Linked DNA regions of Homo sapiens: regions 1 and 2 are each linked to region 3. Evidence: chromatin contacts called from ENCODE Hi-C or POLR2A ChIA-PET data. All regions are on one chromosome and are shown on one strand. The core of a region is the stretch at or near the end of the contact, and the rest is flanking DNA. Distances in the headings are between cores, read along the strand shown.

Evidence for each region. Hi-C counts contacts between places; a loop is a spot of excess contacts on that map. ChIA-PET counts read pairs that join two places held with the same protein, here RNA polymerase II (POLR2A). Pooled maps may share reads with other maps.
Region 1: a loop to region 3 is called in a map of ascending aorta, with 2.0 times the contacts of the local background. The contact joins two enhancer-like sites. A Hi-C loop is called at or near these places in 4 of 168 maps with a recorded cell type or tissue (Caco-2, PC-3, aorta and 1 more) and 8 of 50 pooled maps. POLR2A ChIA-PET finds 5 or more read pairs at or near these places in 2 of 52 experiments (T-cell and activated T-cell).
Region 2: a map of heart left ventricle shows a loop between it and region 3 (5-fold over the local background). The contact joins two enhancer-like sites. A Hi-C loop is called at or near these places in 1 of 168 maps with a recorded cell type or tissue (heart left ventricle) and 3 of 50 pooled maps. POLR2A ChIA-PET finds 5 or more read pairs at or near these places in 2 of 52 experiments (WTC11 and naive thymus-derived CD4-positive, alpha-beta T cell).

The regions. Positions count from the first base shown.
Region 1 is chr5:65,098,817-65,103,136 of GRCh38, forward strand. It overlaps LOC107986419 (a long non-coding RNA gene), which reads left to right. Exons shown (of 3, transcript XR_001742682.2): 3 at 436-1,004. Among named protein-coding and RNA genes, the nearest start is that of CWC27, 330 kb to the left of the region's middle. RefSeq lists enhancers at 3,673-4,173, 4,174-4,320 and a silencer at 4,156-4,320. Within about 2 kb of position 2,460, at least 10 of the 41 ENCODE cell types and tissues checked have a DNase peak (open chromatin) inside an H3K27ac peak, as active enhancers do; they include ascending aorta, where a contact is called at or near this core.
Region 2 is chr5:65,033,978-65,038,115 of GRCh38, forward strand. No RefSeq gene overlaps it. Among named protein-coding and RNA genes, the nearest start is that of CWC27, 270 kb to the left of the region's middle. RefSeq lists enhancers at 1,537-2,053, 3,885-4,138 and a silencer at 1,614-1,663. Within about 2 kb of position 1,819, at least 41 of the 41 ENCODE cell types and tissues checked have a DNase peak (open chromatin) inside an H3K27ac peak, as active enhancers do.
Region 3 is chr5:65,362,643-65,367,229 of GRCh38, forward strand. The region is part of intron 7 of ADAMTS6 (ADAM metallopeptidase with thrombospondin type 1 motif 6); the gene reads right to left. Among named protein-coding and RNA genes, the nearest start is that of ADAMTS6, 120 kb to the right of the region's middle. Within about 2 kb of position 2,014, at least 3 of the 41 ENCODE cell types and tissues checked have a DNase peak (open chromatin) inside an H3K27ac peak, as active enhancers do; they include ascending aorta, where a contact is called at or near this core.

The DNA.
Region 1 (4,320 bases), core at 1,210-3,709, 260 kb before region 3:
TCGGGCAAGCTCCTTTACTTTTTTAAGGCTCAGGTTCCTCATGTGTAAATGGGGGAAACAATGGTACAAATATCATAGAGCTGGTGTGAAGATGAACAGAAATGACCTACTCAGTCCATTTGGCACACACAGTGCCTGGCCTGCCATATTATCACTACTACCTCAGGTCCCTCCTTGCACTCCAACCCCTCAGACCCAGGCCCTTCTTGTACTTGGTACTTGGTTGTTTTGCGTGTATTAGCTTCAAATCCTCAACTACTCAACAAGTTTCCAACAGGAAGAGACAGTGCCTTCTCCTCCTCCTCCATCTCCCACCACATCGAGTGCTATGGAATGTTCTGTCTGGAATCAATAAATATCTAATTGTTTGAATAATCAGTAGCATTGTTTCTTATGCCAACTCCTGGACAAACTTTTCCATAAATTCTCTTACAGAGTGAGCAGCCAACCATGTGGATTTGATGGATGTCTCCCAGATATGTTCTTATTTGCCAGCCAAAGACGGAGGAGAGGCCTGTCTACTTTATTCAAGCAAACTTAAACAACCTGCATGTTGTCATGAGCTGGATACCCACACTGCATTCCTTAGTAGGCTCCCGACGAATACCAATTTTCTAGCTAACTGCTTTCCTTGCCTTCCCATCCTAAGCCCAAACATCACTTGCTAGATTTCAGTGAGATAGAGCATCTCCGTAAGGAAACTTAGATAAGCCACGTCTGACAAAATCCTTAAGGATTTCCCTTATTCCTTATGGATTAAGAAATCCTTAACCCATAAGGAATAAGGGAACTCCACAAGGAAACTTTTGTAAGAGATTTCATGAGAAATGCCAGGCCTGCCTTTGGGTCAATGCACACTCACTCCCATCTCCTACAACCTGTGGCTGCAGTACTCACTACCGGCCAGTTGCAATCCAAGATCGGAATGTTGAGTCTGACATGCTGCGACGTTTATAACCATCCAAGAAGAAAAATAAAATAAACCAAAAAACAGCTTTGTGGCCGGGCGCAGTGGCGCAAGCCTGTAATCCCAGCACTTTGGGAGGCCAAGGTGGGCGGATCACGAGGTCAGGAGATTGAGACCATCCTGGCTAACATGGTGAAACACCGTCTCTACTAAAAATACCAAAAATTAGCCCGGTGTGGTCGCAAGCGCCTGTCGTCCCAGCTACTTGGGAGGCTGAGGCAGGAGAATGGCGTGAACCTGGGAGGCGGAGCTTGCAGTGAGCCAAGATTGCACCACTGCACTCCAGCCTGGGTGACAGAGCAAGACTCCGTCTCAAAAAAAAAAAAAAACAAAACAAAACAAACAAAAAAACAGCTTTGTTTAGTACAAAACATTACTAAAGTAGTATTGTTGCCAGAAAAAGGTATCCTGATCCAGGCCCCAAGAGAGGGTTCTTGAATCTCACACAGGAAAGAATTCAAGGCAAGTTACAGTGTACAGTGAGAAGAGATAGTTTATTGAAAGCTACTCAGATACAAAGTAGGGCGTCCTCAGAAAGCAAGAGGAGGAATATATCATCTTTGTTGTAAATTCTTCTATAGGGGTCTTATCTATGTAAAGTTTAAGCTAAGTTATATGTATGTGTGGGTGGGCTGACAATGTGACAAAATGTATTACTTTGTTGATATAATGGAAGTTATCCTTGGCATTTTAGTGTGTGGGCACATGAAAGCATGGCTATAATCATCTTAAAAGTATATATTATCCTGTGATATTGGTGCATCTGGGCATTTTGTCGTCATAGGAGTTTGTTCTTGCCGGTATTATGAAGCTGCTTCCTTAGCTGTAAACATCTTAGGACATGGTCATGACCGTGCCTTGTTAGATTTAAGATACAGTTGATTTTAAAATGGTGTCACCCTGGCTCTCCTATGCACCTGTTTACCTAACAGTATCGATAAAAGATACTTAATAAGTTGGAACAAAAAAGTTGGCTTAGGAATAACATAAAGTCACCCAGAATATTTCATCCTTAAAGAGATTTAACAAGTATTTCCTGAGCACACCCACCTCCATCTCCTTTTGAAGTAAGAAACACCATTTGCAGTAGAATGCTTCATTTCCTGAGCATCTGCTTTGTGCCAGCCACAGCGCTAGACATGGGCATACGGCAGCTTTACTGCTGCTCAGCTCCTGTGTGCCCATCCTCTCTCCTTGCCCTTCCCCATCCTCATCACTCCCCACGATGACTCGGAATTCACCCTTCACCCACAAGCCTGCCTCCCTTGATAACCTGGTGAAGAGTGATATGGACACAGGAGGTAATCAACAAATACTTGTTGAAGGAGTGAACTTGAGGAGAATCCAAATCTTCAGATCCTCAGGCCTTCAGCTCATGACACATAGAGAAACAGTCACTGGTCCCCTGGGAAGCAGGGTCCTCCAAAGCTGTCCACAACACCACCTGGAAAGGGGAAGAATTCCTTTCTGGGTGAGCCGCACACCGACTTGCACCAGGGGGCAGAGTGAGCAGCACTTTTGGAGTTTGACCTGGAGCCAGGGCCTTTTCAAGGGAGTCCTCCCGGAGTCATTTGAGACCTCCCAGTAAAACAATATGTTTTCTGTGCTTCTCAGCACATTCATGTTTCTAGTCAAAGTGCTATTGGGAAATGTTAACTTTTTCTACCCTTGAAGGAACAGTGGCCGCTGAGAGACGGTGTGACAAAATTGTGCTGAGGGGTCTTCCAGTCTGAAAGGCCAGTTCCAGGAAGCCTACAGTGGGAAGTAAAGGCCAGTTACAGTAATCCCATCATTGGGAGGTATTCTTATTTTTATGTACCAAGAAGACAGTATAATATTTAGAGGACAGTAAACCCCAGACCCACACTGTTCCATTAGACTCTTCCTTACTAGGTCGGAGGCAGCACTCGGGCACTGTAAGCCTAGCTTTATCAAGACATAATTCAGAAATGCAAACGGAAGAAATTTTACTGCAAATGGTATTTCTTACTTCAAAAGCGAGAACTGTTTTCCCTTTTATGGTATCTTAGATATCCATTTTTTGAAAATGTTTTCCCAGCACATTACAAATTACTTCAGAGTTGGGAAATGCTCCTGCTAGGAAGAGGCTGAGTGCTCGGAGGGTTGGTCTCGAGTCCCGATCAAAACATTGTTTATTTGGGCAACTACATTCTTCTGTCAGTAAGGCCTGGGGAGTTTACTATTAATCCCAAATGTAAACCTCTGTTAGAGTTGCTTACAAAAGGCGACTACTATTTAACTCTTATGTTCACAGCACATCTTGTTAATTCCTCCAATAAAGGAGAACTCAGCTCTTGCGTTTGAAATTTCCAATTTTTGGTTAGGTGACCTTAAACTACTTCACCCCTGATCTCTACTCCCATCTTTATTCTTTCTCCACTTACGGTGGGACTTCCCTAGAAAACACCTGAGGTTTACCAATTTTAGAGGGGACCGAGGGAGAGGCAGGAAATGGTGCCTGGTGAGAGCACGCTCCCTTCCTGTCTCAGAGGGTTGCTGTCTGGACGGGAATTGAAGAAGAATCAGAAATACGTACTGAATTAGGATTGCTAGAGTTAATAAAACAAACGCACACGAATTTTTGTGTGGGTCATACTCATGCTCAAAATTTGTCGTTGTCTATCTGATATTCATATGGAACTCAGTGTGCTGTATTTCAGCTGGCAACCCTTTACTGAATGGATAACCCAGATTTGGACGAAACAGTGGCTGGAAGGTGGAGGCCCTCAAAGTCTCAAAGAGAGAGGTCCTCAAGATTTCTTTTCTAGGGCATCCTCTAGTACTCAGGGTAGAAACACAGAGTCTGTGGTGGCCTTGGGGGCAAAGACGAATGTGTCCTCTAAGGCTGGCCCACCATGGGGAGGAATCCGTGTTGAATGGAGACAAAGAGAGGTGTTAGGAAGCAGCACTGGCGTCCTGCTTCCTCTCCCTATGGGTTCCCTCTGCCTTTCTCCCTCGTCTCTCCCGGAGGGCTCTCTCCCCTCCACACGCCTCCTCCCCAAGAAACCAACATAAGATAATTCTCTTCACTTTAGTTCTCCTGTGCCTGGGTGTAGATGGGAATAAAGCGATGAACCTACGGGGCGAGCGGTGGGCAAAGCTTTCTGTGTATTTGCAGCTCAGCAGTCGAGCGTCCACCCCAAGCTGCATAAACTTGGGTGCCCTCGCCTCCGGCAACCCCGGTGCTTCAGTGCTCCCGACCTTTCTCTGCCGCCCCTCGCCTCGGCGGCCGCCGGGAGCGGCTGTGGGGTGCGCCGGTCGCCCCGGGCCCGAGCGGGAGGAGAGTCCCGCCCCGCCGCGCCCCGCCTCCGGGCGCCCCGACGCTGCCGGCG
Region 2 (4,138 bases), core at 569-3,068, 330 kb before region 3:
TAGGGAATCAAGCTGCTGATTGTGGCTTAGGAGCCTCTTCTCCCCACACTCAGACCCTTGATCCCAAAAAACATTAAAGATATCATATTTCATCCAAAGAAATATAATCAAGCGAGAACAGGGGTTGTAGAATCAGTAGCAGCTAGTGTGGAACAATGGATGTGAGTTCAAAAGATTTAAAGGCCTGAGACTCCAACAGTGATCCAAAGCAGATAAAAGGCCCTTCTCCCTGCCAAGGCAATCTAACGTGCTGTAGCACTTACTGTACTGGTGAACTTCATGAAGCAACCCTAGTGAGACGTTTGTTTTCTAAGGGAAAAGAAAACAGAAAGATTGTGACAAGCCTTGATGTGATTAAAACAAATGAGCAGAGCAATATGTTTGTAGGTATTGTTGAGAGGTGCCGGTGCTGCCCACCTGGCCCAAACTCCAGCTCTATCTCCGTCCATCTCTGTGTTCCAGGTACTTTCTTACACCCTGCCCACTGGACCATGGGCCTCTGTGGTTCACTGGTTAACACTTGCCTAATCAACTAGACAAACACAGGACGGGACAGCTGGGCGCTGAGCTGCCAGGGCACATGTGGGAGCTGCTTCAAGACTGACCACGAGGCCAAATTAATCTAAGAACCTGTTGCAAGAGCAAATGCTGTGAAGGCAAGATGGAGGTGTCCCTGGGGGCCCAGTGGCTTCTCAGTGAATGGGCTTCCATTCTTCTTTTCTGCTTGACCAGCCTAAAAACAAGAGGCTGGCCTCACAGAGGATTCTTCTTAGAAGATATTGCAGAGCCACTTATAAGACCAACGTATTTCACAGCCCAATATCCTTACTGACATCTCAGACCACCCCTCTCCCCACCTTCTTTTAATCACTTTCTTTTCTCCTCCAGGGCACAAACAGCTTTTATGCAAATTATCTCTCAGGACAGGTGTGAGGGCTTTCCGCAAAGAAAGACTGATCGCATCCAAGGTCCTTTATCCCTTAGAGGGCTCCCCAGGGACAAGCAACCTGTTCTGCCCCAGGGCTGCCGGACGCCCAGTTTTCCTGCTGTCTCTCATCACAGGGGCGGTGGGGCGCGCCCGCCTCCAGCCTGGCTCTGGACCCGGGGCCCCGCCACCTCCCAGCAGCGGGCGCAGAGAGCCTTCTGGTTACCCCCGAAGCTGAGGATTGCAGTGTTCTAGCAATGGATGAAATCCTTTTTAACCGACTGTAATAAAAATAAGATTGTGAATAACATGTGACTATAGACCTCCAAAAAACTGGCGGCTGTGAAACCCATACTTTAAGAAGCATGGCCTCTCTCTCGAAGTGGCTTCCAGTGACGGTCCTGGATCTACTTCACCCTTTTTGGCTCGGGTACTGGAACAGGTCTCGGCCAAACTACTGTCTCACCGCCATAGTGATAATCATCTTTAAAAGCACAGCTAGTCGGTGCGCGACCACTGCGCGGTACAATAAGAACCTGTCGGGGAGGGACCACGGCAGGCGACTGGGAGCTTGTGGACTGCCAGGGTCTGGAGCGGGCCCGGCCATCCCGCCGCTGCGCATGCGCCACCCAGGCCGCTGGCCGGAGAAACCTAGTGGCGGCGGGAGGCGGGAGGCTGGGAGTACGCGGGGGAAGCTGGAAGCGGGAAGCGGGGAGACGCGAGGTGGGGGCGGGGCGCACCGGCGTCCCGGCTGGGCGTGACGGGCGAGACCCCAGCCCGGTCGCGGCGTCTGAGGTTGCAATCTCGTCTGGGGCACTCTCGCGCCTCGCCCCTACCCGACTTCTTTTCAGGGATTAGTTCTGACTTCATGATTAATCAGCACTTTCTGGTTTCCTTAGGGTGACGTCATCTCTGCTCAGAGATAAAACAGGCTCCTTTTTGAGGGTTGCGGGCAGCCTGGGGGCCCGGGTCCGGGAGGCTGTCCCGGGGACTGCGCCCCGCCCACAGGCGACAGCCAGATCGCGCTGCCGGCCCCTCGAACGCTGGGTTCCCTGGCCACAGCGCGTCTTGTTTATTGCTTTTGCGGACTGGTTAAATGCAAAAGCTCAAGGTTTTCTTTCTTTTTTCCGTAATTATAAAAGTAGGACATGCTCTTTTAAAGGGTGGAAAATTACGAAGAAAAAAGTAATCACCCAAAGCCCCACCCTCTAGACTCAACCTCTGTTAACGTTGATGCATTTCCTTCCTGTCTCCCCCCACAACCCCCTTTCTTTGCAGCAGATCTTCAGGTTTTTAACGTCATTTAGTCATGTTATATCATTTTGTAGCCTACCTTTTTCACTTATATTGTGGCAGAAACTTTTTTGTGCTTTTTTCAAACATTGCTTTAAAGATCATAAAGATCTACTCCTTTAGTAGAGGTATCATCAAGTACTTAAACACTATTTCCGTTTATGAGCATCTAAGATGTTCTCAGTTTTTACTAGTGTATGAGGTAGACCATCCCTTCACCCTTACTTACATTTGCCAGGGTTTGATGGTTGGTGGAGCATACAAGCCCAAACTAAAAATTTGATCAAATATATGTCAAATTGTGAGCAAAACTTGAAAGCTTCTGCTCTTTTCTATATTGCTAATGATAGAGAACCTGGGCAGAAGCTGATTATTTGCAGGATGAGCTTTTGTGCCTGTGAAGGAAGGCCCTGACCTGAATGGGACGTGGAGAGTTTTGCAGTGGAGATGGAGGCTGGTGGCAGAAGGCAGAATGAGAAAGAGGGGCCAAAGAAAAGAAAGTCAGCTGGCGCCTAAAGGAAAAACTCCCCATGAAGATAAATGGCTGATGATTTTTGGAACACTGATGTTGAACATGCTAATTCTGTTAGTCCAAGCTCCAGTCTCCTTGTTTCTTTTACTAAAAAACTAGAGAAGTACAGGAGAAAGAACTGGGCCTAAATGAAGAGAGAGTCACACTATTTAGTGCATTTTCTGCCTTCTAATCTGTCCCCCTTCTCTAAAGTCCTTTTCCCACTTCATGAAAGGGTAATATAAGGTTTCCGTAAGATTCTAGATATCCAGGATAAGCAGAGGACATGAACCATCCAGATCTTCTCCCTCTCTCTTTTTTAAGATGGGGTCTTGCTCTGTCACCCAGGCTGGAATGCAGTGGCGATCTGGGCTCACTGTAGCCTTGACCTCCTATGCTCAAGAAATCCTCCCGCCTCAGCCCCCAAGTACCTTGGACTACAGGCACACACCACCACGCCCGGCTAATTTTTTTATGCTTCTTGTAGAGATGGGGTTTCACCATGTTGCCCAGGCTGGTCTTGAACTCCTGCTGACCCCAGGCAAGCTGCCCGCCTCAACCTCCAAAAGTGCCGGGATTACAGGCATGAGCCACCATGCTGGGCCCATCTAGAACTTCTCTGTGAGGTCTGGCATGAGCCTACTTCTATTTATCCCCTGCAAATCACTTTAACTGAAAGCTGTTCACTTCTAAAATGAGGTTACAGGAAAAAAAAAGTAAGTATGTTTTGGTAACTGAACGTGATGGTGGGAGAAAGGCTGGTGGTTTGAGAATAAACTCAGCCTCCCAGGGCCTTTTGCCTAGAAGGTCTTACACACTCTTGCATTGGTTAGCCTGGTTAGTAAAGGGCATGCAACTCTACTGCTTCTAAGAACACTGTAGGTCCTTCCTGTGCTCAGAGTTGTGTGACGATCTGTAACTCAAGGGAGAAGCTGGAACAGCCAGCTTTTGACATCTCCCTTGTTGCTTGGTCTGGAGCAACTTTCCCTTTATGAGAAAAAGTGTGACACAAACTCTGTCTCCAACCAAGCCAGTTTTCTCCATGCTGAGTATCTGTAAGAAAAGCCAGATTGATCAAGAGGCATTCTCTGCTTGGTTTAAATTCGCATGACAAAGTAGGCAATTTTGTGTAATTGGCACGTGCTTTGCAAAGTAGCCGTCCATTCTTGAGCCACCTGAGAACTGGCAGTGAAGCAGTGATTTAACTTCAAAAGGGTGAGAATGGCTGTGGTGGCTTTCTTTTCCCTCTTAAGGCGGAAGAGGTTCCTGTCTCCCTGTCTCCTTCCCAGAACAGCTCCCTCTACTGACGGTATGGCTGTCATCCTCCCTCTAACCCACTTCCTCACCTCTGTGGTCTCCACCTAGAATGCAGGTGACTGTGTCTCCATAGGGTGAGATTTGCTCAAAGA
Region 3 (4,587 bases), core at 764-3,263:
TTCAGATGTAAGTACCATAATGGCAAGAATTATTGGGCTCAATTCTTTCCATCACATATTTTTCTTTTCCCCTGTTAACCTTTTACTGACTTCAGAAGAGATTTCTGCCTTCAGTGGTGCGAGAGACAAATAGAGTTTAGTCTACAATTTTCACTCCAGTAGAGGAATCATTCATAAATGCAATCAAATAGAGCTATCCTATTTCTGTCAAGAAATCTTTTTAAAAAGCAAACTTGAATATCACTGAATAAAAATAATTTGCTTCTTAAATTTCTGCATCAAAGAATATAGCAGGAATATATAACAAACCCCAGTTTATCCAAAATCCAAAAGGTAAAATGAGAACAATTAGCATTTTTCCAAGGTACCATATAATATCTAAAACTCATAAAGATGTACCCCAAGATACAGCAGAAGCCTGTCACGGTTTCACATTCATTGTATATTAAATTATATTCAAAGTAGTGTTTGTATTAAATATTATTGTACTATAGTTCTCTGAGTACATACTAATCCATGGATAAGATATAATTCTCACGTAAATAAAATAGCTAATACTCAACCTTTTGGGAGAAATACTCAGAAAATACTATAGTATGTTACTGATACAATTTCAACATAAGCTGCTTCAAATATGGTTATTTCTATTTTTCTACTTTTAGGTTAATATGATAACATACTAAAATGGTTTAATCTACGACCAGCAAGGTTGTAACAATAGCTTCACACCCCTTTTGTGCTACAAAAATTACACATCCCTTATGCATAGACTGAAAATAATGCTATGCTGGCATTTTAAAATTAGCATTAGAAAAGTAAAAGCAAATGTTATCATTAACATAAATTTGAAAAATCTTTACCTTTTCATCCCAAAATGGTACTTTCTGGTATCAAAGAAAACATTTACTTTTAATTCATTTCAGACCAATATTTATTCTTCTTTTTGGCAACGAGTGTTTCAACATCTTGAAAATGCATTTAAGCTTACTCCTTTCATCAGCTCTAAAATGGGGTTATGCATAATCCACTAAATGCAAATAATTTTTGGAAGCATTGCTTAGTGGACTTCTAGGCTGTGTAACATATTCAATTAAGAATAAGAGACTTTTAAATAATCTTTAGGGAAAACTACCAGCCAAACAACACAATGTTCACGGTAAGAAAATTATCTTTGGGATTTAGAATTTCAAATCAAAATAAATCACCAACTATTCAAAAAGAATGATTTTCTGTATCAAATAGAAATGTTAATGTTGTGAAAAGCTTGTGCCTAACTATAAATCATTTAAAGATAATCCCAGGATATTTAATTTGATCTAAGCCATAACTTAAAATTCTCAGAGCCAACTGAGAACTATCTTCACAATCTATTTTGAATTTAGAAAAACTGAAGCACAAAAATCACATGAAGATTTGATAAGGACTCTAGTGTCCTGAACTCCTGTCACCTGGCCAAACGCAGTTCATCCATCTAAAAAGCCAACTGCTCTGTGTTTGAAGGGGGCAAAACTACCCTCAATTTGACTGCAGGATATGGCTCTCTCTTCAAATATTGATTGAAAGGTTTTTGGCTAAGTACAAGGACTATTTTTCCCTGGAGAAACTGCAGCTGTGACAGTTGACCTCAGCCTTTTAAGACGAAAAGATTCTCTCTGGGAAAATGACTTACTGATTATCAGAGTTAGCCAGAATAAAAGAGCTCAATCTTCAGAGCTCTTTCATTAAACAACTCTCTTTCAATATTCTTAAAATATCATGGAGTATCATCATGTTGCACAACACCAGAGGATAACATAAAGAATACAATATGAGTATGCCCCCTGGAGTTTTGAAACACAGCGCTGGTAACACTATCATCAGTAAAGCTTTCCTGCTGCCTTTTGTTAAGTTATTGACTATGGAATCCTGAATGAATTTCTTTCTTTTTTTTTTTTTTTTTTTTGGGACAGAGCCTTGCTCTGTCGCCCAGGCTGGAGTGCAGTGGCGCAATCTCGGCTCACTGTAAGCTCCGCCTCCTGGGTTCATGCCATTCTTCTGCCTCAGCCTCCTGAGTAGCTGGGACTACAGGCGCCCGTCACTGCGCCCAGCTAATTTTTGGTAGTTTTAGTAGAGACGGGGTTTCATCGTGTTAGCCAGGATGGTCTCGATCTCCTGACCTCGTGATCTGCCCGCCTCAGCCTCCCAAAGTGCTGGGATTACAGGCTTGAGTCACTGCGCCTGGCCTGCCTGATTGAATTTCTTACAGGCTACTTATTATAGATATGATGCTCAAATCAGATCAACTTACGAGGTTATAGATCTTGCCAGACTAATGAAGATCTGCATCATTTATAACCTAACACCACTTATTTCTTTCCTTTTAAAAGAGGTTTTGCTTGCTCAAGGCCCAGGCAGAGAGGAACTACTTAACTTGTACTGAAACCAAAACAACTGATCATCCACAGTAAACAGTATGATGTCATCCACGGTAAACAGTATGATGTGGCAGAAAGACCACTGCAATCAGGAGATCTATCATTTGTTAATTATATACTCCAGATCACTCATCTGGAGTATACAGACAATACCAAGATTAGGGACAATAATATGTCTTAATAATTCCATAGAATTATGCTAATCAAGTAATAAAAAACCAAACTACTCATAAGCTGAAGCATAGTATTCACAAATGATTTTGCAAGTGGGCAAACTTAGAAAATACTTCTCAATATTAACTGAACAGGCTGGGCACAGTGGCTCACACCTGTAATCCAAGCACTTTGGGAGGCCAAGGCAGGCAGATCACCTGAGGTCAGGAGTTTGAGATCAGCTTGGCCAACATGGTGAAACCCCATCTCTACTAAAAACACAAAAAATTAGCCAGTCATGGTGGCACATGCCTGTAATCTCAGTTACTTGGGAGGCTGAGGCAAGAGAATCACTTGAACCTGGGAGGCGGAGGTTTCAGTGAGCGGAGATCATGCCATTGCACTCCAGCCTGGGCAACAGAGTGAGACTCTGTTTCAAAAAAAAAAAAAAAAATTAACTGAACAAGGAGCAATATTCAATAAATTATTTGGAACAGAATTTCTAAGGGACTAGGAACCCTGTTATAAGGACCCTATTTAGTATATCTTTTATAGATGGTCACATTTTTATGTAAAATTAGCTCGAATACAAACTATAAAACATCCTATATAAGCTCTTATTTTACAAAGTAAAATGTGTCTTTGCCTGCCAATTGTTTCACTTGAGTACATGCTTTTCAGCACTTTACAGATTTAATACATCTATAGTTCCAGGAAATGAGCATTTATTTCTATATAATCAAATGCTAAGAGATAAGTTTCTGGTTCTGTTTTTGAACTTTATAATCATTAAATAAAACAAAAAAAAAAATCTCTTTTGGTACCATAGGTACAAAGTCATTGAATAAAACCCCCAAAACAAAAATCCATTTGTTCTGGGTTTAAAACCAATCATTGCATCAGATCTCAGAGAAACTTGTTTTTAAAACTAACCTGAAGCAAACACACCTAACCTGATAAATGCAACCTCCTAAGGGACAAAGGAATGTAATAACTTTAGTTTTAGATAAAGGTAGAAGTAAAAATTATGCTTCAGAGAATCCTATATAAAATATTTTAAGTTATTTACTAATGGTAATGGTAAAAAAATGTTGGCAGGTCTTATAAAAGTACTATCTATAACATTTTCATTCCGACAATGTCTTAAAATAGTCAAAGAAAAAGAACAATGGGAAGGAAAAGAAAATATTTAATATAGAATTCTACCAAAATCTACCAATGATATTTGAATCCAACCAAGACCAGAAACACTTGAACCAAGAAGTTAGTCACAATGCCCCTGGTAGCTGAGTAAAATGGTGCTTAAACTGTTACTAATTTTTTTAGCCTTGTAGATTTTCACTCCAAAAATTCTAATTCTACTATATAAGATGTGTGGGACCATCACATAGTGTGTTCATTATAATCTAATTTCATAAAAATCAATGCTCCTAAAGCTATCATCTTGCTGACCCCAGATTCTTACTAACTGTTCATAGATTTAAAGTTCAGATTATTCTAAGTATTAAATCAGTAAAATCTAAATTCAATCCATCTGACTGCTGTTCTTGCAGTAAATACACACTCCAGAGGATACCCTCCCGCCACCACCCCCTGCCATGTTCAGTAGTAGAGCTGCTCTGTTCTATAAATACTGTTGCTTCTGGATGACTTTCAGGGAAAGGCCAAAAGAAAATAAATTTTAGCAGTCTATCCAAGAGGCAAGGAGGCATGGATAACAACCAAGACAGACTCTGTGCTTTCTGAGCTCTCATTCCAAGAAAAAGAATGATGCGGGGGGTGGGGAGACTTTTTAAATAAAAGCCAGTTATTTTATGAGACAGGACAAGGGAATCAAGAATTATGCATTACATCAGAATCCTTAAAAAATTAGAGATAATCATGGAGCTGTACTGAAATGAATATTCCCATGATCAAATTGAATTAAAAACTAAAAAACTGAATAACAGCTCACTATTCCTCTTTAGTATTCGGCATACACAGGATGCTGTTACAAATAAGTGACTGAAACAGAATTAAC